3 separate regions of the Mus musculus genome follow, and all the other regions are linked to region 3. The links are chromatin loops, found by intact Hi-C in ENCODE. Cell type or tissue: heart. All regions are shown on one strand.

Region 1 (5,000 bases), 170 kb after region 3:
CAGAACCTGTAATCTTGGGGATCCTAGCAGAAAGGTGCACATTAAAGAGGCAAGAGGACAAAACACTGATGCAAGGATCAAAGTTAATATTCAGAAACTATTTGAGAAAGTTAATATTCAAAAGCTACTTAACCTTCATCTAAAGGGATTCCACCTACTTCCCTGAGTTATTGCAAGGGCTAATTAAATTTGGTAAGATATTTAGCTGCCACCTAAAGAGGACACAGGAAAGAAAACGACAATATGGCCGGGTGGAGAAGTGATACACGCAGCTGATCACATGATCTAACTTCCATGGGCCCTTTTAAAGACAAGGGAAGGACCCCAATATTTTGCTGCGATCTTCCGATAGCTCTTCATCTTGTCTTGTTCATATGAGACAGTGTTTCTTCTTACCTTTCTTTACAAAGGTGTTGATGAACTCGTGTGTAATTAATTCATGAAGAGGTAAGTTCTTCACAGAGTAATAGGGTCCAATGTCCATGACCAGGCTTTTTAGCTCTTTTGATAGAAGCCCACATTCAGGAATAAGAAATGAAACCTATTAGAATGTAGAAGAACAAACGAAGTTATATTTTATGAAGATTAACACCATGCTTTTGGAAATGGAATGTCAAAGGTGCTAGTTACTCCTTCACAGGTTTTACTGGGACATAGAAGGGACACGCAAACATGGGCAATGTGATGGTTTGAAGATGCTTGGTCCAGGGAGTGCTATTAGGAGGGATGGCCTTGGTGGAGTAGGTGTGACTTTGTTGGAGGAAGTATGTCACTGTGGGCGTGGGCTTTGAGACCTCATCTAGCTCCCTGGAAGCCAGTCTTCTTCTAGTGTCCTTCAGATGAAGATGTAGAACTCTCAGCTCCCCCTACACCATGCCTGCCTGGACGCTGCCATGCTCCCACCTTGTTGTCCTTATAAGAGTTGCCCTGGTCACTGTTGGAGTGTCTGTTCACAGCAGTAAAACCCTTAGTAAAACACACACACACACACACACACACACACACATACACACACACACACAGCCACCACCACCTACCCCTGAGACAGGGTTTCTCCATGTAGCCCTGGCTGTCCTGGAACTTGCTCTGTTTATCAGGTTAGCCTTGCACTCAGAGATTTACCCACCTCTGCCTGGGTTTAAAGGTGTGCATCACCATCAACCTACTAGGCAACAATTCTATTAATTTCAAGTAAACAGATATCTGACTACTCAAGTTTTTCCTTTCTGCATTTCAATGTGAGGCATGACATTGCAATGGAAGTCTTACTTGAATCTTATTTTTGCATACAAGCAATATATGTTATGTCTTTCACACTTTATAGTCAAGGAAATAGAGTATATATAATTCAACATGCCTTGATTTGCTTATTCTGGAGTCATGAAATCAAAGGAACTCCTCCTGGGATTTAGGGACATTTAATTAGTAAGAAGCTACATAGAAGCAAAAGTGCTCCTGGAAGCTTCCATTTCCTAGACAAACCTAGGTGAGACCAGTTGAGATAAGCGATACATCCCTGACCGCAGGGATGGCCTTTCAACCGAAGAGATGCAAAATCCGCGCGGATTTCAAATGATCCCCAAGTGAACATCTAAAGTCCGTTTCGCAAAGCCCCAACAACCAGCCTTGAGGGACAAGGACGCCAGCTAATCTATCTGAGAAATCCATCAGGCCAATATTTAAGATGTAAAATGCTTAAACCCTTATCATCGTAAGGTAAGTTTATTTGGAGTTCCTCGTTTGTCAAACCGCGTGATGCTTTGGAAAGAGTCACAAGCTGATCCACAGAGATCTGCCCAAACTTAGGGTGTAATTCGGCTACATGTTGTACAGGTCACACTCCGACCGTGCAGGTTACATTCCTAACTCCTCCACTGCCTGCTCGACCCAACACCGAGAGGATTTAATCCTGAACACCGCAGTAACCACGCCAAACTCACAAAAACTCTGCTGTTCCTCATAGGACCGAGCACCGCCCTGTGTTTGGCGCATGCTGGGAATTGTAGTCCTACACAGCGCCAAGAAAAGCAGTTAAGAAACTTGAAGAGACTATAGTTCCCAGCATGCCCGAGGACGATCTCCGCCCACCCTCGCAAGCCGAGGAGGTCTGGCCGGGTGAAACCCGGCGTGGTTCTACCTTAAAGCTCTCCAGCCTAAGAGGGCCGGGTGGACCTGACTCACCCTGTAATTATGATAGTGCGTCTCCACGAGATGCTTATGGCGAGACTTATCGTGGCCGAAGTTGGATTTCTCACAGACCAGTAAGTGCCGAGGCGCCTCTTGCAGCCTGCGCAGCGTGGCCATGTTAAGCAGGAGTCCAGGCGAGCACCGCCTCTTGGCCCGCCTCCCGGCCCGCCCCTCGGCCCGCCCCTCACCCCACCATTCGCCCCTTTCTGACTACACCCCTCCCTCCACCACGCCCTAACCCTTCTTTCTTTCCCTGTCTGTCAGTTCCTGCAGGCACTGGGTCTGAAGGTTCTCAAGAACCTGGCATGGGGCTGGTGAGATGGCTCAGCGGGTAAGAGCATTGACTGCTCTTCCAAAAGTCCTGAGTTCAAATCCCAGCAACCACATGTTGGCTCACAACCATCCGCATCTTAAAAAAGAAAGAAAGAAAGAAAGAAAAAACCTGGCACATCCATTCTATCCCACAGTTTCTCCGTGGAGGAACAGTGCATATACCTGGACAGGACTCAGAGAAGGACTGGACCCTGACACCTTATAAAAAGGAGGAAGATAGGACAGAGGAAAAGCCTAGTATAGTCAGGAAATACATCTGCTTTGCAGCACTGTTTTCCTGACTCCTCATATGGTCTCGTTCCTAATGCTCACCCACCCGCAGGCCCCTAAGTTCCCACTGATCCTTCCCAAAAAGTATAGGAAATTACAGAGGAATATAATATGACATTTCTGCATTTTTACTTCCAACAGAACTTCTTTGCTTTGTTTTTAATTATTTAATTTATTTTTTTCATTTCCAACATTACTATTTTGTGATTTTACTCCAAATCTCAGTTTCTTTGCTGAATTGTACTTCCATGTACACTGTTGCTATCTTCAGACACACCAGAAGAGGGCATTGGATTCTATTATGGATGGTTGTGAGCCACCATGTGGTTGCTAGGAATTGAACTCAGGACCTCTGGAAGAGCAGTCAGTGCTCTTAACCAATGATCCATTTCTCCAGCCCCCATAGCTAATTCTTAAAAGCCATATTGTTGATTTTTCTCATCTATTTTACTCTCTGTGTGTGCACACACATGCGTGCGCACGTGCACGTGTGTGCACAGCAGACTTTCCAGGTCCTTCCTTAGGGAAGATTGAATTAATCTTTTTGCTTCAATCTTTTTTGAGGTCTTAAAGTATTTTTACTAGGAAACTTCTGAAATCACCCAGAATTTTACCTATTTCAGTATCATTGAATCCAGGTGTTAAGTTATTTTGTCTTGAGACAGGGTCTCATTATATATCCTGGCTGGCCTCAGACTCAATATATAGACCAGGCTGGTCTCAAACTCAAAGAGATCTACCTGCCTCTGCCTCCTGAGTGCTGGGATTTAAGATGTGAACCACCACTCTGGGATAATTGATTTTGTTTTTGGAGGACTCCTGTTGCTGTGTTTTTCATTCATGCTTTTGTTTCTGTGTGTGGTGTTGACCTGTGTTGATTTGGAGATGTTTTTCGCTGTTGTTCTTACTGAGCACCCTACTCTCCGAGACTCATTCCCCGGTGTTACTCATAAAGGAGACAACACATTGCTGAGACAGTAACAAAATGGAAGATATAGAAATACACCCAAAGTTACTGAGGTTCAGCAATATATTACTAATAACCATGAAACAGAAATTTACAATACTAATGTAGAATATGCTAGGAATGTAATGATTATGTAGGGTAAATGGGAAAATAGCAAGAAAACGAAAGCAAGCCTAAATGAAAGAAAGAAGCGGGATGAGAAAGTGTGCCATGGATGGAGACATGAAAAGAGAAAGGGTTTAGTGGGGGGAAAAAAACTAAAAGAAGGGGGAAATCTCAATAATAGAAAATCTTAAATAATGAATTATATAAATATAAGAGAAGTAAAAGATAAAAACATCCATTTTTTTAAAAAGGGAAAAGAGTAAAAGTGCTGAATAATAGAGAATGTAAATAATGTAAGATAAACATCTGTATGAGGTGTGAAATGTATGAAAATGTATGCGAGGAAATAAAATGTGTTTAGGGAATGCAACAAAGGGGAAGCAGTAAGAGTGTGCTAAGAAGAAAAAGGGAAGAAGGGTAGAAAGAAAGGGAGAAAGGAAAGCAATGAGATGTTGAAGCAGCCTCTTCCGGGGTACTCGGCATAGGCTGGGAGAGGGTATCATTGAACTTGCAGACTCTTGTCTTGAGCCTGTATTGAGCAAGTGTTATGTGTCCTCCATAGCTGTCTTGTCATTATTAACTTCACCATGTTCATCAGGGGCCTCTGCTGACCACACTTAGCTTTTCAGTCTCTGCTTCAAGTTCTCTCATTCTCCTGAGATTCCCCAGATCATATTTCCCATGGTGCTAATGTTCTAGCTGAGGGTTGGAAAAGAAGAAAGAAACCAGAGTGTGTGAGCAGAGAGCTTGTCTTGTAGTTTTCAATCTCTCTTAAGTATTGATCACCCGCTGGAGAGATGCAGCTGTGGACATCGGGTCATCGGTTGCAGCTTCAGAGTTCTTAGACTCTATGGCTGAAGAATGGTTATTCAAAGACACTGACATTTTGACAAAAAAAAAATTACACAAATAGAAATTGTGGAAATGAAAAAAGTAAAGAATCAAAGTGTAAAGTTTAACCCATAGACCTGATTAAGCAGAGCAAAGGGTATGACGAGGTTGAGGAAATAATACATCCAATTATCAATAAAGAAAATATTGAAAAGGACCATAATATTCAAGAACTCTGAGTAATGATCAAGAGACCAAAGTTAAGAATCTATGAGACAGAAAGGAGCTGAGATCAAAACTAAAGGCA
Region 2 (5,000 bases), 240 kb before region 3:
CAGTTGCAATCACAGAAATTTCTCATGGAATAAACCCATCCCATAGTCCTATAAACCTACCCAATTACAGGCTGTCTTCTACCTTCCTAAATGGTGGATTGAGTTTCTACTCTGGTGGACATCTGTTTTAAACTATGCTTGGGCCCACTCTGGGATGTAAAACTGTCTTGTGCACAGTGATGGATCAACACCCACCCTCAGCATTTTCCCTCCCTCCAGGAGAGCAGCAGTCTGGTCCTCTAGTGGCTCTGCCTGCTAGGCTGTAGCGGGAACCGGCTTTCATGGCAGGCACTGTGATGTTTGCAGTGGTGAGGCTGGAGACCGTTTCCAGAAAAGACACAGGCTCTGGGAGTTTGCCGAGCACTGACTGGGAGCACAGTGTTTCTAGTCAGGGTATCTGGACTTTGATCTTGGGCCTGAGGGAGCCAGGCAGTGATGGGTTGAGAGAGGAGAGGATGGGGCCTGGGTCTCCCTGGGATACTTGCTTCTGGCCCAGATCCTTATATTTTAAAGTGTGTAGCACATTTGCCCCGTTTTAATGTTGGAGCCCCTAAGAGAGTACACTTAGGAATCAGCTCACACAAGCTCTGCAGAGATTATCAAACACCCAGAAATTTTGCAAGCCAGTTGTTAAATTAAGCCACTTCAAAATTGGCCACAATGGGATTATTTTTACTCCATGGAAATCAACAAAGACCACAACTCAGGGTTGGATTTTCTCTTTTTTTCCACAGGGCTCACATCCTGCTGCTGTCGTCTCACTGATTTCAGGAATATTTTACATCCCTCCCACATGCTTTCCAAAATTCTCACCAGAACCCTGGCCAGCTACTCCTATAATGTTCTTTGCAGCATTAGTCCGGGGTTCTGCTATCTTTCTAAGAGATGCTAGGTTTCTTGCCCTGGCCTTCTGTGGTTTCTCTCTGCTTAGAGTGCAAAATGAAAACAAAGCGCTCAGTGTCAGAGAAAGATCATTGAGACACACCTTCAGGGCATTCTCCAAGTCAGCAGTACCAGAGGGCTCCCAGCTTGATTTATTCTCAAGCCCTACATCAAGTGGTTCACAAAAATATCATGTAACCCGAAAACACAGAAAGAGAGCACTGTTCTCATTTCTCAAACCGTATGCAGGAAGCAGGCAGCTCTGACATCTTGCAGTGGTGGCCGAGGCCCTTCTGCCAGGCAGCCTCCAGCCCTTCTGCCAGGCAGCCCCCACTTGGAGCTTGTCCATCCCTGCTTTCTGGTGAGCATATCCTGACTTCACTCCAGATGGTGGGAGTCAGGCGAGTGGAACAAGACACGAGCTTCCGCCGGATGGTAAAAATGAATGACGCTAATAAATATGTCTTTGGCCACTTGGCTAGCCCACCTAGCATTCAGCCAAGACACCCTCCTAAGTTCCTAAGACCCCCCTGTAACAATTTCAGAAGTGTCCCACGACCCAGCACACACTATTCAGGTCAGACAAACAGCAGAATACTAAGAGAATTCCTTTCCTGCCGAATCAGGAACAGGCTAGACCTGTTGAGAATTCTTGTAAACTACCCATCTGTGAGTCATATTTGTATCACCCTGAGTGACTGGATTTGGGGTTAATTGCGAAGTTTGGCCAGCTGCCTCTGCAATTGGCTCAATTAGTTATGGAGGTTGGTAAAACAATGATCTGAGGTCACTGGCAGATTCAGACCAAGGGGCAGCAAAATTGAAAGTGGAGAAACCAGCCAAATTAAACCAAAGAAAAGGCCAGTTTGCAGCTATGTGGGAACGACGCCCAGCATGAAGCCAGGGAGAGCAATTAGTTAGAAATATATCGAGTTGTTGATAATTGAATATCTTAATTTGTAAATGCCAATTTTATATGATGTGGCCGGATAAAATGACCCTATTGATTTCCAAGGAAGTACCTATTGCACATTTCAAGATTGCCTGGGCTGCAGACAGGAGAAACACAGCCCAGCAGGAAAAAAAAAAAAAACAACAACATGTATGTGGTGTGTGTGTGTGTGTGTGTGTGTGTGTGTGTGTGTGGTGTCTCACATGTTTTCCCTGATTCTAACATGTTCTTCACAAACACAGTTCAGAGGAAGGAGCTCTGGCTGAAGGCTATGGTGACCTATACTTACACTGCAATTGACTTGCTATATGGCCTTAGTAAAGATGTTTCCCTGCTTTAAGTCTCGTTCTTTTCAACTGAGGTGACATCACAAACACTCTCATGATGCCAAAATGAGCTGATGAATTGCAATGTGGTGTTTTGAGGTGCTGAGTGCCTCGTAGATTATTCATAAAGGCTGTATTCATAATGGTTATCAGCCCCTATGGATATGTGGGGGTATATGCTCCCTGGGGAGAGAGTAAACTTTGAATGCAATTGTAACGGAGTGCCCCTGTGTTCTAGTGTCATTTCTGATGGTAAACAATGCCAACACAGTAACAAATTGCCAGAGAGTTTTTCATTAGTCATCAGAGTGTAAAAGATTTGATAAATAACGAGAAAATGTTGGCTCTTTTGAGGTGGGAAATCCATGTTATTGACAAGAGCAAATTACATTTCTTTGAAAAGGGTGGGGTCACGGGTTTTAGAGTATTTGCCTTGCTGCTGGGATAAATGAACAGCCGCCCCCCTCCCCCGGGAGCTCGTAAAAACTGTCCCCAGCCAGCCCCAGCCCAGCCCCCACCCTCACTTTGTTCAATCATTTGTGTGACAAGGCTGAGTAGCAGCCTGGCGTGGGCCCTGAAGACAGAGAAAGAGGAGAGAGACTCAGTGTTCGCAGAATTTGGGGAGCCGGAAATACAACGGCAGCGGTAACATTGCTTTGAGGAGGTATGCCAGGGAGTCTGGGGTGTTATGGTACCCTCTGTTCTCGTCCAGTCTTCGATTCCCAGCAGCTGCCCACTGCTCTTCAGCTCTGGCGCCGAGCCGGCACATGCCTCCCTCCAGAGCCGCTGCCAGCCTCACTCCTCCACCAGCAGCTGTTGGCCCAGCCCCGGTAGGGCAGCATGACCGCTGGCACCAGTGTGAGCAGGGCACATCTGCAGAGCGTCCCCTGCCCTTGGCTTCATGCCTATGGCTTTATGCCCTACTATGCAAGAGGTTCCCAGCTGGTGCCACTTGACAGGACCCCCTTCTTCACCATGGAGGCTGCAGTGGGTTAGCTTTTTCACCCCTGAGATGTTCCACTCTGCTGTGAGCAACGTGGCGTTTTCCAGACACATGTTCATCTTTAACATTTATTTCCAGACTTAGGGGGTGTTGTTAAAATTCCACTGGTGACCTTTGTAGAGTGTAAATGAGTTAGCCCACGGGTGTTAGGAGGAAATGGTATTTTAAAAACCAAAGCACCAAACACACGAGGATATTATGCTAAGTGAAATGAGCCAGTCACAGAACAACAAATATGGTTATGATCCACTTACACGAGGTATCTAGATTAAGTCAAATTCCCAGAGGCAGAATGTAAAATGGGGACTGCTGCCAATGGGAAGAAGGGACACTGTGGAGGAAGGACACTGGAGAGGAGGGACACTGGGAAAGAGGGACAGGGAGAGTTAGGAATGAATGGGACAAGAGCCTGGTTCTATAAGACAAAGCCACGTTGGAGGTAGGCAGTAAGCTCTATGTTATGAACATAAATGCTACAATTAACTTTTTCAAGAAAATGTAAGGGTCAAAGACATGTCGCAAAGTGTAAAGATGCTTGCTACCAAGCCTGACGACCTGAGTTTGCTCCCTAGGACATACATGATGGAAAGAAAGAACTGACTTCCAAAAGCTGTTCTCTGACCTCAAATGTCCATGAAGAACACACCAATATATATATTTGAAAGAAATGTTTAAACAGAATACCAAATACAGAAGCCACAATATTCATGGTGTGACAATCACAAGAAGGATTAGAATTCAAGGGCCATTAAACTAATAATTTTAAAAACTCCTTCAAATAGAAACACATATTTTCTAAATTAAATCTTGGTTTTACCGGTTGGAAATTTTCTCTTAGAAAATAGCTATCCCGAATTGCATTTATAAGACAGTGATAGGATCTAGAGCAATGGCTCAGTGGCTAAGAGTCCTTTGGTGCTGTTCCAAAGGTTCCCAGTATTCACACCAGGTAGCTCAGATTACCTTAACCCCAGCTCCCTGGAATCCAAGGACTGCTCACAACCTCTGTGGACACCTGCACACAAACACACATAAAGCAAATATCTAATACCATCTAATAACACTTGGCTGCAAGCATGTAAACCCTTCGTAAAAAGGAGACCAGAAATGGAAATTCAACTCATAGCACCTGTCCAAAATGTAAGAGGACGAACCTCACAGACAGATTTAAAGGCTAGACTGTCTTTTTACCTAACTGTGCCTTCCTCAGAATTGAAACCACAGCTCTTAATTCTGAGTTGACTCCTTTCCTCCCCACTTTAGCCAAAAGGGCAACCAGATTCATAAGACTCCTCAGGCTAGTGTTGAAAGGCCTTGGTCTACTCTTGCCAGAGTCTCAGAGGAAGTCATCCATCCGTGGCTGATTCCATGGGCCTGACCAATGCCACATCCTATAAATTTTTTCAACAAGGAAAGAAAATCCCCTAAGAGAGCCTAGATGAAAGCCTGCTCTTGGCCCAGTGTCTAGGAGATGCCCTTGATATTCAGTGCCCTCCAGAAGTCACTGCAAGACTGAAGCCCTGTAGAAACTAGTAGGACTTGCTGTTTAGAGCCACACACCAGGAAGTAGACCACAAATTGCCCTGATCCAAAGTCTTGCCATGTGTCAGACCTATTCTGACTTCTGCAGTGACCTTGTAGAGCTTCTCTTTTTCCAGTGCCCACATGCAGGTCTCTGAAAAGCTCTGTTCTCCAGATATACCTGCTGAGAAGTTCAATGGGAGAAGGGAAGGGTTGAGGAGGTGGTGGCTTTCTGACAAGGCCATCCAGAGAACTTCCTTAGTATCCAGGAGGTTTTGCTGGGGGACATTTCTAGGTTCTATGTATGCTGACCTCC
Region 3 (5,000 bases):
AACGTTTATATTAAAAAGTGAAGGAGGAAGGCGGCATTTGAAAGTAAGATAAGTTCAACTTATCCTCAATTTGCAGAGTAGCATTTAATAATCCAGTGGTTGTTGTAAATGGAGGGAAACGAGGAAGCCAGGGAAGAAGGGGTTAAATGAATAGCTGAAAATGTGGTCAGATTTTCCATCTCTAGTGGAAGCCACCTAATTCATTGGAGGAGAGGCAGTTGGTTCTGAGTTTATGAGACTGGCTTGCTCCTGCTTTGGTGGAGTCTACCGGGAGTTACACCTCCAAATGTGGGTAGTCATAATTTAGATCTTCGATGTTGTCAAATTGAACTTTTCTGGGTTACTCTTCTCAGGTTTTTATCCTCCCCACCCCCCAGTCTGGTTTTTTTCCACCACGGCGATGAACTACTTTACTTTGTATACTAGCTCGTCGACTGAAAATGGTTGCTGTGTCTCTCCATCCTCTTTTGGAGGTAGGATAGGATTGAAGGCTCTTTAGAGATTAGTGTGAAGAGTAGAGATGTTTTTACTTATTTTGGTGTCCACTCTTGGACCTGAGTTTGAATGTGAGACGTTATATGCGCATTGTCTTTTGAGGATCCCTGTTTTTTCTTCAATTTCCTGGTATGTTTGCTCATCGCTTGAGCACTTGACACACAAACGACTTTGAGATTCCTTTGTATAAAGTCCTAATTCTTAGCTTCGAGGAGTTTAACGATTATGTAGATGAATTAGTATAATAGGACATGAGGCGATCCTCCAGTGTAGCAAACAAAGAAACGCTTAAGTGGGAAGGAGGCCTGTTGGAGGTGGCACGGCATTGGCTGAGCCACCTGTGAAAGGCGGAGCTTGAGGTACCTTAAGTTGTTGATGAGTAGGCCTCCTTAACTTGTGGTTCTTGTTTAGGAATCTGATTATGCTTTCTTTGGCCACTGAAATTCCAGCTCATTAAATATCAACTTATGTCATATGCAGAGGGTGGTGTTTGGGATAGGAAATTCAAATGTGAAGATGAAGAACGGATAAACACTAAAATATACTGAGATAGCGCTGCAATGGAGCACTCACGCATCGAGTGCTTTGGGGGAGTCCCCGGAGAGACGTATGGAAGACCAGGCTTTCGAGGTGTTGGTGGTAGTAGTTTTAAGGTTCAAGAGGGCTTTGCAGGCATAGGAGTCACAACCACCAGCACCTACCCGAAGACTTGGCATTTGTACTGTCAGACACCTGGGTATGGGAAAAGGCAGGGAACTGGACGTCAGTGGCTTTTAGAATGCTGTTCTACATAAACTAGTTGGGTTTAAAGAAGAAAACTGTTATGAGGAGCCCGATGTCTGGGAGGTCGGTTAGGATAGAGTTCTGAGGACTGGGACTGGGTGTCGGAGAGGAAGCTTTGGAGGCAATGGGAAGTGATGCGGACTTCCAGTACGACTTAAGGGGAGAAAGTATTGGTAGTGCCCCGAGGGGACGTCCCATTCATTGTGTTGCTTGCTGTTTGGAGGAAGCTAGGTCCATAGCCTCTTTCCCTATCGTCCAGTTTCCTGGCAGATGAGTTGTTCTGATAGGACCCGCTCTACCCATCCCACCTATAACATAAGGAAAGGCCAGCCCGTTGCAGCTGACTGAGAGGGAGTGTTGTCTACCCGGTCCCCACATGGAGCGTCACCATTGACAGCTTCGTTTCTTTAGAAAGTAGACCTCCCGGAGTCCACATTCGGTACACTCCTCTCCGCTCCCCTTAAGAGGAGGTGGACACTTAGGAGGAACCCGAGGCCTGGCGGAGGGAAGCTGCGGGCAGAGTGAGACGGCCGCGCCCTCGCGCCGCCCTCCCCGGTGCCCAGATCCCACCCCGGTAGGAGGCCCAGCTGGCGACACGCGGCGGGGCGCGCGGTCCCGGCTCCGGGTCTTGGCTGCGGCCGCCGGGGCGGCGGGCACGTGGCAGGGCGGGAGACTCCACCTGGCCACGCCGCTGGCCCCTAGATGGCTGGCGCTGTCCCCGGCCGGCGGCCGCTGCGGGAGCACGGAGGCATCTGCTGCGCTATCCCGGTCACAGGCGCTAACAGAACCGCTGCTGCCGTCGGGTCGCGACTTCAGACGCGTGCCCACCGTCCCGCCAGGTCCCTTACTCAACTTCGGATCGGTTTACCTGCCCCAGCGGGCACAGTCACCGTTCTCCGCGACCCTCAAGCACCGCCCGGTCCCGCCCTCTGCTGGGCAACTAGCGCCCACGTCCAGGCAGGGCCGGTGGGCGGTGCCGTGGCCACACAGACCCCGGGGAGCGGGACTTGGGCAACTCGGAGCCCCGCCCACCCCAACTGGCCCCGCCCACCACAATGTGCGGCCCCGCCCACCCCACCCGACTCCTCCCCTTCCTGCCGGCTTGCTCCCTGCAGCCCGCCGCTGGCGCCCAGGCCCGGAACGGAGTCCGTACTCCCCTTGGCCGCCCCGCCCCGCCGCCTCCCACCCCTCCCGCGAGGGCGGCCCGAAAACCCGGAGCGCGGGAGCGTTGCTCCGCCGGGCCGGGCGGCAGCACTGGGCATGCTCAGTAGCCGGGGCAGGTTTTTCGGTCGCAAGTAGGAAGCTTTTTGCACTACACCGGAGACCGGGAGCCACGGATCCCGCCGCACAGCCCGCAGCGCCCGCACCGCCGCCGCGCCCGCCCCAGCCCGTCCGGCCCCTGGCGGGCGCGATGAACCCGCGCCTGAGCCTCAGCCGGCCCGCCGGGCACTGAGCGCGGGCGCCCAGGGCGCGTTGCGCAGCTGCTCCTGCGCACAACCCCGCTGCCGCCGGCCCGCACCGGCCGCCCGGAGCGAGAGGCTGGTCCGTGCACTGCGCCCGGCGCCGGCCGCGGAGCAGGAAGCGCAGGCCACGCAGGGACCCAACTGGAACAAAGTGTCTGCCGCCGGGTGCCGCGCCCCGACCCCGCCGCGCCCCTGCGCCGCCCACCATGGCCTCCGAGGAGCTGTACGAGGTACTCCCCTCCCCCCGGCGGCGCCCCCGGCCCGCGGGCCTCCGTGCCCGGTTTGCTGGACGGGAAGCGTGCGCCAGCCCCCGGAGCGAGCGGCGGCCGGAGGGGCCGACGGGCGGGGGCGCCGGAGTTGCCGGGCCGGGCGGGGGGAAGTGGCGCTGACACGAGCGACTTGCTCAGACTCAGCCCAAAGTGCTGCTGGCGAGGGGAGCCCGTGCCTGAGCGCGGCAGGGTCCGTGGGCGGCGCGGGGGTGCTTTTCCTGCCCGTTTGGTCGAGCCGGGTGGACAGGGTGTCGCCTCACGGGGGGCCCGTGCGGCTGTCTCCACTCGGGTACTAGCCAGAGAGATGCAAAATTTCGCACCGAAAATGCTGAGCGTTGACCACATGCTTTAATTAGGTTAGCATTGTGGCCGGAGCCAGGAAATTGAACTTAAACGCTGATGCGCTGTCGTCGCAGCCTTGCGAGTAGGAAAGGGTTCTAAGAGTCGAGGCGATGAGTTATGGGTGATGGGTCTGCCAGCTTTAACTTCAAGTTTGAGAGTTATCGGTCTGGATCTTTCACGTATTCTGAATGTCTCCACATAACTCCTTGACGTATTTCAAAGTAGACTTCCTGGGAGTACAGAAGGGTAAAAGCTGTGCCTTTGGAATACGTTGTTGGTTTCACATATTTGTACATTCATCTTTTTAAGAGGCTTAAAACTCTCCAGATTCTATCCAGACTCACCTTTAGGATGCCTTTAGGAACTTGGCTGTTTAGGGATTGAAATGGGCATCTGTAACTGCAGCCTTGTGTGATCCTTCCAAGGGGGTACCGCCTTCAGTGTGTATAGCTGCTTTCGGCATAGACTGAAGCTTTGCTGACAACAATGAGGCTTGTAGCAACTTTTTGATGAGTTTTGGTTGCTTTGAAAAAAAACCAAAGGTTTACAAAAGTCCTTCGAAGGAGGCTACCTTCTATAGACCAAGGGGAAGGCTGTTGCTTGCCCTTTATTTGAGCTTCAGTCTACTGTACCTATCATTGAAAATTGTCTCCCCCTTTCAACCATTTTACACATTAGCAGTGCCCTACTGTATTCAAGATGCTCTCTTAGGTCACTGGGGGATATGAAGAGAAAACTCCACTCTCCCGAGAAGCTTGGCTTCCAGGAATGGAAGTGTCTTGATGGGTGCCAGCACAGTAGAGGCTAGGATGTAGAAAAGATGTCTTACTCACCAAGTCGTGGAAAGTACAGAAAGTACTGAGTGTGATCAAGGTGGGGATTTACTTGTCACATTAGATCATTCTTTGGTGGCTGACTCTTGTGTGTTCACTGTTGAGCTTCTTGGGGGATTCTAAATATGGTTCCCATTTGGTATCTGGGGGAGAGGTGCACATTATACATAAGTTGTATCCTCCGTGGGTAAAGATGACACACACTGATTGTGTTAGGAATTAGTAAAGTTACTTTCTGTTTATTCTATAGCTTCCTGTTTTCTACTCACCATTTTTTCTGACAGAGGTCACTTAGAGATAAATAACATCTTATACCAAGTTTGTGTTCATTCAGGGTGATTTTGAATGTCTGTGGTATGGAGGCTTAGAGGTAGAGGCATGTCATGGGCAGTGCTCTCAAGAAGCAGCTCTTGGGGAACAGATAGCTACAGTGCAAGTAAGTGGTGTACCTGGGCCATGGCAGTTTCCAGTCTGGGTCTTTCCTTAGTTTGTTTTGAGGGAAAAGATAACATGAAGATACGACTAAAGTGATGAAAGCCATTGTAGGTGTGTTCTGGTTGGTATCTTTTAAGCTTCCTTCTAACTTCTTTACTTGATGGAAACATCGGGACTGTATTACAACTAAAAGTTGATGTTTAAGGGGTGGTGGCACAGCACTTGGGAAGCAGTGTTGTGAGTTTGGGGTCAACCTGGTCTACAGAGCCTGTTCTAGGATAGCCAAGACTGCAAAACAAACAAACAAACAAACAAACAAAACAACAAAACCCCTCTCTGGAAAAAGTAAAAAAGACAACAGAAAAGCTGATGTTGAAGTT

The links. A loop is a pair of places that touch in the nucleus more often than their neighbours do. Peaks named below come from ENCODE experiments on the same cell type or tissue, not always from the same donor. Only the 100,000 strongest peaks of a DNase experiment are listed, where the experiment ranks them.
Region 1: it touches region 3 in a loop (2.1-fold over the local background); 4 of 42 quality-filtered maps call a loop at or near these places.
Region 2: a loop joins it to region 3, with 2.3 times the contacts of the local background. A loop is called at or near these places in 5 of 42 quality-filtered maps.

Annotation. Positions count from the first base shown.
Region 1 is chr13:35,904,023-35,909,022 of GRCm38, forward strand. Rpp40 (ribonuclease P 40 subunit) reads right to left here and starts at 2,325. Exons shown (of 8, transcript NM_145938.4): 1 at 2,182-2,325; 2 at 397-541. The coding sequence starts at 2,304. In heart, a CTCF peak has its summit at 3,059 (motif pointing right); a DNase peak (open chromatin) is centred at 2,059; H3K4me3 peaks cover 1,602 bases; H3K27ac peaks cover 1,209 bases.
Region 2 is chr13:35,500,748-35,505,747 of GRCm38, forward strand. No RefSeq gene overlaps it. Among named protein-coding and RNA genes, the nearest start is that of Cdyl, 160 kb to the right of the region's middle. In heart, no CTCF peak of the experiment used is centred here; a DNase peak (open chromatin) is centred at 3,004.
Region 3 is chr13:35,738,918-35,743,917 of GRCm38, forward strand. All of the region lies in intron 3 of Cdyl (chromodomain protein, Y chromosome-like), which reads left to right. Among named protein-coding and RNA genes, the nearest start is that of Cdyl, 82 kb to the left of the region's middle. In heart, a CTCF peak has its summit at 2,203 (motif pointing left); DNase peaks (open chromatin) are centred at 1,914, 2,464 and 3,234; H3K4me3 peaks cover 3,530 bases; H3K27ac peaks cover 3,057 bases; H3K27me3 peaks cover 565 bases.